2 separate regions of the Mus musculus genome follow, and region 2 is linked to region 1. Evidence: chromatin contacts called from ENCODE Hi-C or POLR2A ChIA-PET data. All regions are on one chromosome and are shown on one strand. The core of a region is the stretch at or near the end of the contact, and the rest is flanking DNA. Distances in the headings are between cores, read along the strand shown.

Region 1 (6,040 bases), core at 2,906-5,405:
AGGTCTGGGGGCCCTTGTTTACTTCCTGATTCTCACGAGCGAGCCTCTTTCTTCCTCCAGGAGGAAAAACGTTCAATTCAGAGGAAATTGCCACACAACACTTGCCCCCTTCTTCCAGCTCCTGTATTCTCTCTGTCCTCTCTTCTGTGATGCACCGTAAGGCTGTGTGTGTGATACAGATATTCAGTCACTCTCCTCCATCCTGGCTGAGTGTCGTGTCTAAATACTACAGCAGCGGTCACTTTGTCCTGGGAGCTTGGCAGGTTATAAGTGTCTGTGATATACTTTATACACATTATAAAAATGAACATTTTCTTCCAGGACTAACTATAGTCGGCAGCAATAGCAATCCTCTGTAAATCACTTTTTACATTTTTAAACATTTATTTTCTTAATTACTGTGTGTGTGTGTGTGCATGTTACCTAGTCATCTCAGTGGCCCTGTAAATAATAGTGTATCTGTCTGTGTGTCTGTGTGTTGAGTATAGTAGAATTACATTTCAACAAAACAACCAAAATGATTCAGATATTCCATGGCAGTTTATTTAAAAAATTTCTCTGCGTACATTTCTATTAAATCCTAAGTATAGATGCTTAAGGGTGTGAGGTAATCACAGTTGTGTCGAAATAGAGAAGCTAAAAGGGCATTTATGTAAAGCGTTAGATGTTGGTGACGGAGATCAAGGTCTGTAACATGAGTCATCTGTCCCCTCCACAGTAACTGCTTACAGGGAAAACCACCAAGAATTTGGCCTTCCCCTTTAGTAGAAATGGGGTGAAATACGGCTCTCACAAACAGCTCTTGGCACACTGCCCTCGGAAAACTGCGGCCACTGCCTCCTGCATAGGCTCGGGCTACACGCAGGCTATTTTCAGGTCCTGGAAAGCAGGCACGCCTGCTTGCAGACGCACTGGCTCAGGTATGCAGACCGTCTTCTTGCTGTGTGAACAACACACGTATTGTTGCAGAACAACGAGAGGCAGGTTCTTGGTCATCAGGAGAAAGAGCTAGAAGTTGTATGTCTTTTCTTTCCTGTGCCCCATGTCTAGTGAAAGGAGTCTACGTTTTCCTACTACATAATCTATTCCTGTTCTCTGTGTGCCAATAGTAAGGTGGTGAGGCTACTCACTGGAATGCCCACTCGAGGCAGAGGAAAGAGTCTAGATCCGCACCCAAGATGCCAATGACACATTTGAAGGAGAGGCCACAGAGGGAGAAATACACTGTGATAAATATTCTGATAAAACTGCAACTAAAACCAAATGCATCAAGCAGATGCAAACGCTTCATGTATGGAGGTATTAAGTTAAATACCAGGAGGAGAATTAAAGACCAGCTTCTCCAGCTTCCTCCCTAAAACCTTCAACTCCACCAGGCAGTGGTGGCGCACGTCTTTAGTTCCAGCACTTGGGAGGCAGAGGCAGGCAGATTTCTGAGTTTAAGGCCAACCTGGTCTACAGAGTGAGTTCCAGGACAGCCAGGGCTATACAGAGAAACCCTGTCTCGAAAAACAAAACAAAAAAAACAAAAACAAAACAAAACAAACAAACAAACAAAAAAAAACCCTTCAATTCAGTATGACCCTATAGAAGATTGGGGAGAACTCGGGGTCCCAGTGGATTCCTCACCTAAGACAGTTATCACTTTATTGAGGTTGAATTCCATCAAGCAACACCCCGAAGATCCAGAGCTGTGCTTGGTGGTGTTGCAGGGGTGCTTAGGGGGTGGGTTCTGTGACTCACCTGTCATTGACCGGCAGAGGGGCAGTACAGAAAGTCCCAACAACAGGAGTTCTGTCTTTTCTCCAAACCCGGCTAGAAACTTGGAACTTGAGCTTCACTTGGTTTATCTGGCACTGTGGGTTAGGATGAGCCATGACCCCTCTCCCTTCCAGTTGCTGTTTAGGTCTGAAAGGCAAAGGGAGAGAGGATGAGCCGGCACCGGTCTGTGCTTCACTGGCCTGTGAACTAAGGGGCTTTGCAGGCAAACCTTGTTAGCTGTCAAGTACAGAGGCACGGGCACCTTAAAAAACGAGACGCAGCGTTTTTGAATCCTCACTGGCCCCCTGCGCACAGGCCAACAGTTTTGAATGTGACCCAGAAAATACGTGTTTATTCTTTTTTTTATTATTAATTTTTTTTTAATTTTTTTATTAGGCATTTTCCTCATTTACATTTCCAATGCTATCCCAAAAGTCCCCCATACCCCCCCCCACTCCCCTACCCACTTACTCCCACTTCTTGTCTCTGGCATTCCCCTGTACTGAGGCATATAAAGTTTGCAAGACCAATGGGTCTCTCTTTCCACTGATGGCCTACTAGGCCATCTTCTGATACATATGCAGCTAGAGACAGGAGCTCTGGGGGTACTGGTTAGTTCATATTGTTGTTCCACCTATAGGGTTGCAGATACCTTTAGCTCCTTGGGTACTTTCTCTAGCTTCTCCATTGGGGGCCCTGTGATCCATCCAATAGCTGACTGTGAGCATCCACTTCTGTGTTTGCTAGGCCCCTGCCTAGTCTCACAAGAGACAGCTATATAGGGTCCTTTCAGCAAAATCTTGCTTGTGTATGCAATGGTGTCAGCTTTTGGAGGCTGATTATGGGATGGATCCCTATTCTTTTTCATTATTGGAAAGTCAATAAACATTTTTATTTAAGGGACTTCCCGTGTGAGTCTTTCACCGTACACCAAGATTACTCAAGTTCAAGATTTCTGAAACAGCTCTTTCCCAAAGAAAAATGCTTAATCCAGCTGTGCCGCGAGAGGAACAGGTTGCCTGGGGCCTGGGTAGTGGACTGTGTGTCCTTCAATTCTGATCTCTGAGACAGTGGGGGACTCTGGGAAGGAGGGAGAGGGCAAGGTTCAGATGCCTCTCCACACCACAGCAGGTTGGGTCCTGATTCATCGCCAGCCCCACCCCCTTTTTCTCTCCAGTTTTACAGAGCGGTGGTGTCTTTGTGGTGTATTTTTCTCATCCAGAGGCAGGCATACAGATTGTTGCCTCATTTTGCAGAAAGACTTTGTTCAGGTAAAGAAAAGCTGCCCCTGCTTGGAAACGTTTTATAATATGTCAGAGAAAATTAGGATTCAAGAAACTGCTTTTATCCAAGACCTTACAAATTATAAGGGATATGAAAGTTGCTTTGAGTGAGTGGCTTGGCTTGGGTAAATTGTCCACCTAAAAGGAAAACTTGATACCGGGCGTGGTGGCACGTGCCTTTAATCCCAGCACTTGGGAGGCAGAGGCAGGCGAATTTCTGAGTTCGAGGCCAGCCTGGTCTACAGAGTGAGTTCCAGAACAGCCAGGGCTGCAGAGAAACTCTGTCTCGAAAAAAAGGAAAAAAGGAAAACTTGGGTTTTTACAAAATAATAGAAAGTAGGGGCAAAACATACTTCTCCCTGGCACTTATCCTTCTAATTTCTAATTTTTTAATTAAAAAAAAAAATTAGCCAGTGGCGCACACCTTTAATCCCAGCACTTGGGAGGCAGAGGCAGGCAGATTTCTGGATTCAAGGCCAGCCTGGTCTACAGAGTGAGTTCCAGGACAGCCAGCTATACAGAGAAACTCTGTCTCAAAAAAAAAAAAAAAAGAGAGAGAGAGATGGTTAGAGTTAATGCATTCAGTGTCCTTCTTCAAGAGTCACGTGTCTTCCTTTGGGCATGAAGGCTAACCACCTATGAGAGGCCCACTGAGAGGCTCAGAGAACCTCAGCTTCGGCTTGCTCCAAGTCTCCAGTGACTGGTGGGCGGGAACAGTGGTTTTACCCATACAGAAGGCCTAGTGTGTCAGGGCCAAGGTCTCCATTAGTATCTGTTCATCTACCAACTGACTAGAGAAACAAAGGAAAGCCCTTCCTGTAGCAACACAACTTTAAACAAATAACTATGGAAAGTCCTCAGCATTCTAGTCCACCACAGTCCCCAAGCCACCGCTGTGGGCACCTGCAAATCCATGACCCGGAGGGGCCAGTATCTGCAGACAGAGCACAGTCCAGTGGCAGGATGTAGGGGAGCTCAAGGGGAATGACCTCTTTCGGGAGGGATTTGTTTTCCCTCACAGCACAGTTCAGCAGGGCAGCCTGAGAACACACCCTCCCACCCCCAGGCGATGTGGTCACTCTCCTTTTGAACACGCCCAAAGGCTCAGCAAGCTGCTCTCCAGCCAGAAACCATATTGTCTAATTTGTCCTTCCAAGCCTGATTTATCTCTCCAGCCTTCTCTTGTCCTACATCCCACACCTTGGCTTTGTCTTGCTGGCACACCTCTGTGTTCTTTTTGCCAATTCTTTGATCCCCTTGTCGCATCCTCAGATCCACTTAGGCGCTCTCTCTGCGCCTCAGTGCAGTGGACCGGGAAATGTTCAGAGAGGCGCACACAGCTCTTTCCCCTATTTGCGTTCAGTGTTGTTTTTTTCTTTTTTGTTTTCCCTCCTGCAGACCTTTGTTTGCGACTACTCTGTCAGCAGATTTGGCAAGAGCTGTCTGAAGGAAGCGGGCACTGGCCCGTGAGGGACTCTGGGTTGGGCAGGGCTTGTGAAGGGGCTACACTTCCTGTGGGGGTTCTGACTCCTCCCCAGCAGCCTCTGCGGTAAGCTCTGCCTTCCCTCCCCTTCGCCTCCCATCTCCCGCAGCTTTTCCAGTGCGGTTGTGATTAGTATGCTCTGCCAAGACCCCTTTGGGGTCTCTCCTGCATCAGCTCTATTTTCCTCACTGGTCCCTAACAGAACCAGTGTTTACATATCTGATTAGGTGGTTTAGCTGCTGGCTAGTAATTGCTTTTTAAAGAAACAGACCCACCTTGTCCCTGACTCCCCCAGCCCCACCCCGCTCTCTTGCCCCAAACCTGGTCCCACCAGTTCCCCAGAGCCAAGTCTGCCCCAAAGAAATGGAAATGATCAGCTATGATCCGACAAACTTGAAGCAGCCCCCATCTGGCCCTAACCTTCTTCTATGGACCAGCTCCTAAGGCCCTGGTCACCCCTGTAGGTGGATGGTGGCTGAGGCTCTCCTTCCTAATACAATTCTGCTGGACCCCAGAGCAGTTTCCTACTGAGAACTAATCGCCTCTGGTGCTGCCCAGTAGCCTTGCTTGCTAGCATCTGAATACACTGTGCTTAAGGTGGTACTGATCCCAAACCTACAACTCTTATCTGGGAGTAGATCTGTAGTGGGCACTGTCCCCAGCTTGGTGGGCTAGGCCCAGCAATCACACTGTGTCTGACCTGGAACATACACATACATGAAAGAGAGGCTTAGCCATAGGACACTTACGTACATGGTGATCTTGACCGAGGACGTTACGTTGTTGCTAAGAAACGTGACCTCGATGCTGGTATCCTTTTTTCTCTTCTCCTTCAAATAAAACTCCACAAGGCTGTGGTGCACTAGGAAACCAAAGAACAGCAAAGGCATGGCAGGTAGCACAGGGGTCCAGGGGCCAAGAGTGACCAGGTGGCACAGGGGCCAAGTGTGAAAGCCCCAAAGAGCAGCAGCCTGCCTGGGATTCTCTACCTCCAAGGCACTGGCTTGTTATCTCGGCACAGATTGCTTGTTATCTCAGGTCCTCCGCGTTTTTCAAGTGTAAACAGGACTAATAGTTATCCATTGGCCGGAGCAAGGACAGTGCCCTCGCCTAGGGGATGCTCAGAAAGTGTGAGTTTTTATTATTGCAAGAGTAGTTCTCTCCTCTCTGTTTGGTGACCTTATTGTGAGGGAACATTTATAAAATCACACTTAAAATTTACTTAGTGTGCATGTGCCATGTGGTGCACATGGAGACCAGACAACAACTTGTGGTAATTGGTTCTTCTCTTCCTCCATCTGGGAGTAAACTTGGGTCATCAGATCTGGGAATAGTCATGTTTACCCACCAACCCACCTTGATGGCGGAGATGTACTCTTAAGAATATCAAGGAGGATTCAGCATCTACTGCTATTGTTTGAATGCCTTTGGTCCAGCAAAAGTCACATTTAACCTTTACCCCTGGGGAGATGGTTAAGTGCTTGATGAGAAGGCACAAGGACCTGAACCTGGA
Region 2 (5,815 bases), core at 1,126-3,625, 33 kb after region 1:
GTGACAGAGAGACCATCTTGGTGAAGAAGCACAATTGGTACCCTCCGTGTTCATGGCTCCTGCTCCTTTGAGTTTTTCCTTTCCTTTGCCTTGAGTGCCCTGTCTCCTTTAACACCTTCTTCTCTCATCTTCCTCTGGGAGGCCTGAAGGGAACTCTGCTCTTTCCTTTTCTATCTCTCCCTATCCACCAACCTACTGGATTTCCCAAATGGCCCTTTTTTAAAGAGCAGGAAACGTTAGCCCAAAAAACCACCGTCATTGTTGACAACAGTACTTAGTTAAGGCAGAAATGTCAGGGAATAGCTGGGAAATAGAAAAGCTTGGGCCTGCAAGGTCTGTCTGAAGAAAGAGGGCAGCAAACAAAGGCAAGCCGATGGGGGAGGGCTCTGGAGACCCTGCTAGCAAGCACTGCCTGCTCTCTTCCTGCATGGGTACCTGGAATCCCATCCACACTTAGAACTGATCAGTCCTTATCCTAACCCCAACCCAATAACCTAACTCAAGGCTTCTGATCTTCCGTCTGTGTCTGGAACTGTGAGCTTGCTGCCAGGCAAGGTTGCAAAGAAAGTGTGGGGACAATTCTCTTCCAGTCTTCCCACCCTGACATTTCAATTTGGGCCTGGCAGGGAACACCTTCCCCCCACCCCCCATCAGGGGCAGAGCTGCTGTGAAGCAACAGAGGAGCCTGCTGAACCACCTCTCCCAACAGCACCCGAAGTTCCCCTAGGAGCATCTGGGATATGTCTTATCTTTTTCCTAAAGTGGCTTGTGACAGTTCTTTCCCCCTTTCTCCCATCAACTATTCACTAATAATAAATACAATCACCCGAATATAAGCGACTGTTACAGGTCCAGTTTGTGCACGCACTTCCTGTAGTCCTTGACAGCATCCCAATTTGGTAAGGACAGTCTCCAAGGACAGATAAAGAAAAGTCACTTCCTCAAAGTTCTAAACACAAAGACAGATAGATATACTTAATCCATGTCTGCCGGCTCAGCGTGTACTCCCCCAGTTCATTGCTGCTCACTGGGCAGGGGTGCAGTACCATTCACTAAGCCTGTCCTACATGGACTAAATGTACGCAAGAGACTGGAGCCCCAGACCCACCCCTTATAGGAACAAACAACCAAGGGAGACAAAAACCCCACAGGAAGCCGAGGAAAAGCTGCCTAGGGTGTAAGGAGAGAATAGATCTGTGTGATCCGGACTTTGGAACACATTTGGAAATGCTGAGCAGGGCAGTGAATTGCTTTGAGGAAAGACCCCTCCCAAGAGGCAAAGGCTAGAAATAGCGCTGTCTGAGCAAGTCCCGGTGGGCGTTCAGAAGCTGAGAGATGGGAACCCTCTTAGGGGAGGACAGAAAAGCAGTCTGTGGTTGGGAGGTGGAGACACGAGACCCTTCTGATTGTTCTGCCTGTGTGCAGGCCTGTGAGGTGTGTGTGTGCATACATATGTGAGTGCATGTGTGCGAGTGTGTGTGTGTGTATGACAAAAATGTTCTTGAACTTTCCCAAAAGTTAGTTTGGCAAACTTAAAAGTAACTACAGCCGGGTGTGGTGGCGCACGCCTTTAATCCCAGCACTTGGGAGGCAGAGGCAGGTGGATTTCTGAGTTTGAGGCCAGCCTGGTCTACAGAGTGAGTTCCAGGACAGCCAGGGCTATACAGAGAAACCCTGTCTTGAAAAAAAAAATTTAAAAAGTAACTACATAGAAAACAGTAGCCGTTAGTAGGATGAAAATTAATATTGAGAGTTAGTCAAAGGTAATTTTTGTTACAGTCACTTTGGCTTGAACAAGGTGAAAAGGGTTATAATTCGGATTTTAGAAAAATGAGTCAGGAGATGGGGGAAGTTCAGTTTTGGTGTCCCAAGAAGGCACTGGTCTCACCACTAATTCCCGTTATGATAAGAGGGTTTTCCCCTTTCTTTTAAAATCGCCGCCAGAGATAAAGAACTTTTAGGGGACCTTCCAAAGTCAGTGCTGTGTAAGAGGACAGTTTAAGAAATAAGGTTCCACCCAAGCCCTTGGCTTACCTGAACTTCCAATGCTGAGCCATAAAAGTGGTCCCCACAACCAGAAGCATGTCTCCCAGAGGCCAGGACGCATCGTGGAGCTGGAGTCCTGGAGCCAGAATGAAGGAGAGTCCCCAAGCCTGGGATGTCACATGGCCCAGCCTTCAAGCAAACATGTAACACCCACTTGGGACTTAGGAATCATTAACTGGCTCTGTGGCTTGTAAAATAAATAAATAAATAAATAAACCTTCCTATTTGTTTAACCTCTGGAGTTTTCAGTTTCCTCTTCTCAATGAAAATGAGCCAACCTTCCCACTTTTTTTTTTTTAAGCAGGGGACATTGAAACATACCGTTCTTCCTCTCTGCACCAAAGAAGATCAGGAAGTGACTTTTTCCCATTATGAAATCTCAGTGATGGCCCAAGGCAGCCTTTCATCTCCCAGTGGTTACAAAACTCTCACCGTAATGGAATTTCTGTGGACATATTTGTCCCTGGGATACTGAGCAGCTGGAGGCTGGAAAGCTCTTTCACTTTTGGATCCCTAGGGAACCTCACCCGGTGTGCAGCCAATGACACACGTATGGGTACGTTTATGGGACAGAGTAAAGGGAGATCCAATTTGCTTCTGCAAAGTACTGCTGCCTTCCACAGCCTCTCGAGGTTAGGAAGTCAAGTCCAACCCAAGAGAAGAGACATCTTGATGCCTGAGCTCACAGGTAAAGAACCAAGAGCAGGAGATGTGAGTGACGTGGGAACACTATTGATGGATGTGGTCTAGCCTGGGTTTGGAGCCAGGGAGTCTGTCCTCTCGTGCTGCCACCTCACTCCAGGGGTAGTGGAGACCACAGAATCTGATATTTTTGCAGGCTAGAGCAGGGCAGGGCCCTTCCTGGGTCAGTGTTCCTGCAACAGGAGCACACCATTACAAGGCGGAGAGCCGGAAGCAGGCAAGCATCATCTTTCGGAAGAGTAGCTTTGTGAAGGAGTGCTGTTGGCACACATGCTTTCCAGCCCTGTCCGGGAACATCCAGAGCGTACAAAGGTGATACCGGGTAGGGGGTTAGAGCTGGACAGGTTATACCAGAACAGAGCCACTGCCCTGGGTGTATCCATGGGCAGCCTAGCAATTGTGAGTACCTGGTTCAGTGACAGACTCTGTCTTGAAAGATAGTAGAAGTCAGCAGACATGGATCTCTGCCACACACATACACACACACACACACACACACACACGAAGTAAAATTTGAAATGTATGAAAATTTATGGTGAAGAATGAATCTCCTACCCACTGTTGTCTCTTCCTTCCAGTTCCAGAGTCCATAGAAAGCCACCATTTTCATTTGTTGTTTTTTTTTTATTTATTTTTATTGTAGATTCTTATGCAATAATTCCTGACCATTTTTTCCTCCCTCCACTCCCCCCAGCTCTTCCCCACATGCTCGTTCCCTGAGATCTACTCCCCATCTCTTTCCTCTTCAGAAGGCCTCTAAGAGATGACAGCCAAATGGAGCAAAGCAAGATGACAATAAGACAAAGCAAAAAGCCCTCATATCGAGGCTAGACAAAGCAACCCAAAATAAGGGAAAGAGTCTCAAGGACAGGCAAATGAGTCACAGATCCAGTGTTAGGAGTCCCACAAAAGCACCAAGCTGACGGCCATGACGTATGTATATGCAGAGGGCCTGGTGCAGATGCATGCAGGCCCCAAGCTTGGTGTTTCGCTCTTTTAAGTCCTGTTTAGTTGACTGAGTGAGTGCCAAGCCCAGCATGGCCTTGGAGGGGACAGAATAACATGGTCCCTGCCTCTGAGACAAGGCCAGCACATCTGAGCCTCTATGAATGTTGATGGCTGCCATGGGCCTAAGGCTTGTTTGTATAATAATGTACATACCTTACATTCCTCCTTTAAGGAATGTCCTCCCTGTTAACATTAATGATTCCATGATAATCTGAGAGGACAAGTCCAAAGGTGAAGGTGTGTCCATGTCTTAGCAAAATGGTAAAGGCTGGGACCTTCAGGACAGCCCTTAAGGCTGTGGAAAGGACTTTTAAAACATGAGTTCAAAATATATAATTTCTCAACTGTGCAAAATACAAGGACACAATATGAATTATGAGAGGCTTCACGAAACTAAAGGAAACACACTATGTGCTAGCTTGTCAGAATGATACAAAGGCAGGCATATACGGAGGTAGGCAGATTCCTGAGTTCAAGGTCAGTCTGGGACACAGCCAGTCCAGGCTGATGAGTGGTAGAAATGTTAATTTAAGGACAGAGTCCCACCGGGCTACCTTACCATCTGTTCTTAACCTAGGCAGGCATATCTCTGAATTGTTTTGCAATATTAAAAGAAATGTGTTCTTGCAGTTTCCTAAGAATCTTTAGGCTGGGTCACTAGATGCTGATTCATAGGGTAATTAAAAGGGAACCCAGAGTAAATCACAAGATTAATATGTAAAATAACAGAGTGGGTTTATGATCTGTAGGAGCAGCGCTACCCAGAGGATTGCCTAGAACGGCAAGAAAGAATTGCTTGGAAAACTGTTTCAAGCATAATGTGGAGAGGGAGGGGGAGCTGTCTAGAGATTTCCAGAGAAAGCAGATCAGAGAAAGAAAAAAAGCAGAACGGAGAGAAAGCAGGCTGGAAAACTGTCTCAGGCATAGCATAGGCCACCAGCTTGGACCCACGATTTGACTTCAAGTTGTTTGTTTTCGCCGCTCCCAGACACCCTTTCTCTCAGAACCCCTCCGCAAGCCTAGGCTGGTCCTTGGCAGATGAGCCAGGTTCTCCTGGTGTCCTGCATCCCTCTGACCCTATAGTCTTTCCTCACTCTCCTCCCTGGGATTCCCAGCTCTCCGGAGATCTCCAGTTGAGACTTTCTCTCTGACGAATGTCTGGCTGTATTTCTCTGCACCTGCTCCCATCTACTTCCAGAGGAAGCTTCTCTGATGGCAACTGGACAAGGCCCTGATCTATGAGTGTAGGAGAATGTCATTAGCAATCATTTCATTGTTTGTGGTTTTGTTTGGCCCATTGGGTTTGGTTCTACCCTAGGTCTCTAGGAGTTCAGTATTGTTTCTTGGCCATCTAGGCAGTATAGGGCACGGGGCTCTCATGGCGTGGTCCTCAAGTTAAACCAAACCTTGATTTGGCCACTCCCACAAGTTCTGCACCACCATTACCCCCCAAATGCAGACCAGTTCCACAACTAGAAGCCTTGCCTGGCTACAAAAGATGGCCAGTTCAGACTCTGTGTCCTCCATTACTAGGAGTCCTCACTAGGGTCCCCCTCATAGATTCTAGGGAGTTTCCACTGCACTCGGTTTCCACAACACCCCCCAAACATCCTCCAATTCTAGGTGTCTCTTCTGCATTCTCTCCCCCCAACCTGATCCCTTCCACTCTCATCCCCACCCCCACCTCCAGTCCATCTACAAAATCTATTCTATTTCCCTTTCTCGGGGAGATCCATGCTTCCCCCTAGGGCCCCCCTCTTTGCCTAACCCCCTGGATCTGTGGATTGTAGCTTGATTATCATTTATATAAGTTAATATCCACTTATAAGTGAATACATATCACATTTGTCTTTCTGGGTCTGAGTTACCTCACTCATGATGATTTTTTTTTTCTAGGCACCTATTTGCCTGCAAAGTTCATGATGTTACCTTTTAACAGCTGAGAAATACTCCATTGTGGAGTGTACCACATTTTCTTTATCTACTTTTCAGTTGAGGGACATCTAGGTTGTTTCCAGATTCTGACTATTATGAATAAAGCCACTACAAACATAGCTGT

The links. A loop is a pair of places that touch in the nucleus more often than their neighbours do. ChIA-PET counts read pairs that join two places held with the same protein, here RNA polymerase II (POLR2A).
Region 2: a map of heart shows a loop between it and region 1 (2.1-fold over the local background). The contact joins the promoter of Pla1a here to the enhancer-like site in region 1. A Hi-C loop is called at or near these places in 8 of 37 maps with a recorded cell type or tissue (adrenal gland, gastrocnemius, heart and 2 more). POLR2A ChIA-PET finds 5 or more read pairs at or near these places in 4 of 5 experiments (Patski and embryonic stem cell).

What each region holds. Positions count from the first base shown.
Region 1 is chr16:38,395,596-38,401,635 of GRCm38, forward strand. Pla1a (phospholipase A1 member A) reads right to left here. Exons shown (of 11, transcript NM_134102.4): 9 at 5,281-5,389; 10 at 1,744-1,908; 11 at 522-940. The coding sequence ends at 856. Among named protein-coding and RNA genes, the nearest start is that of Pla1a, 35 kb to the right of the region's middle. Within about 2 kb of position 4,156, at least 2 of the 3 ENCODE cell types and tissues checked have a DNase peak (open chromatin) inside an H3K27ac peak, as active enhancers do; they include gastrocnemius and heart, where a contact is called at or near this core.
Region 2 is chr16:38,430,770-38,436,584 of GRCm38, forward strand. It overlaps Pla1a (phospholipase A1 member A), which reads right to left and starts at 2,376. Exons shown (of 11, transcript NM_134102.4): 1 at 2,035-2,376. The coding sequence starts at 2,107. It overlaps Gm36333 (a long non-coding RNA gene), which reads left to right and starts at 2,447. Exons shown (of 2, transcript XR_384843.4): 1 at 2,447-2,734.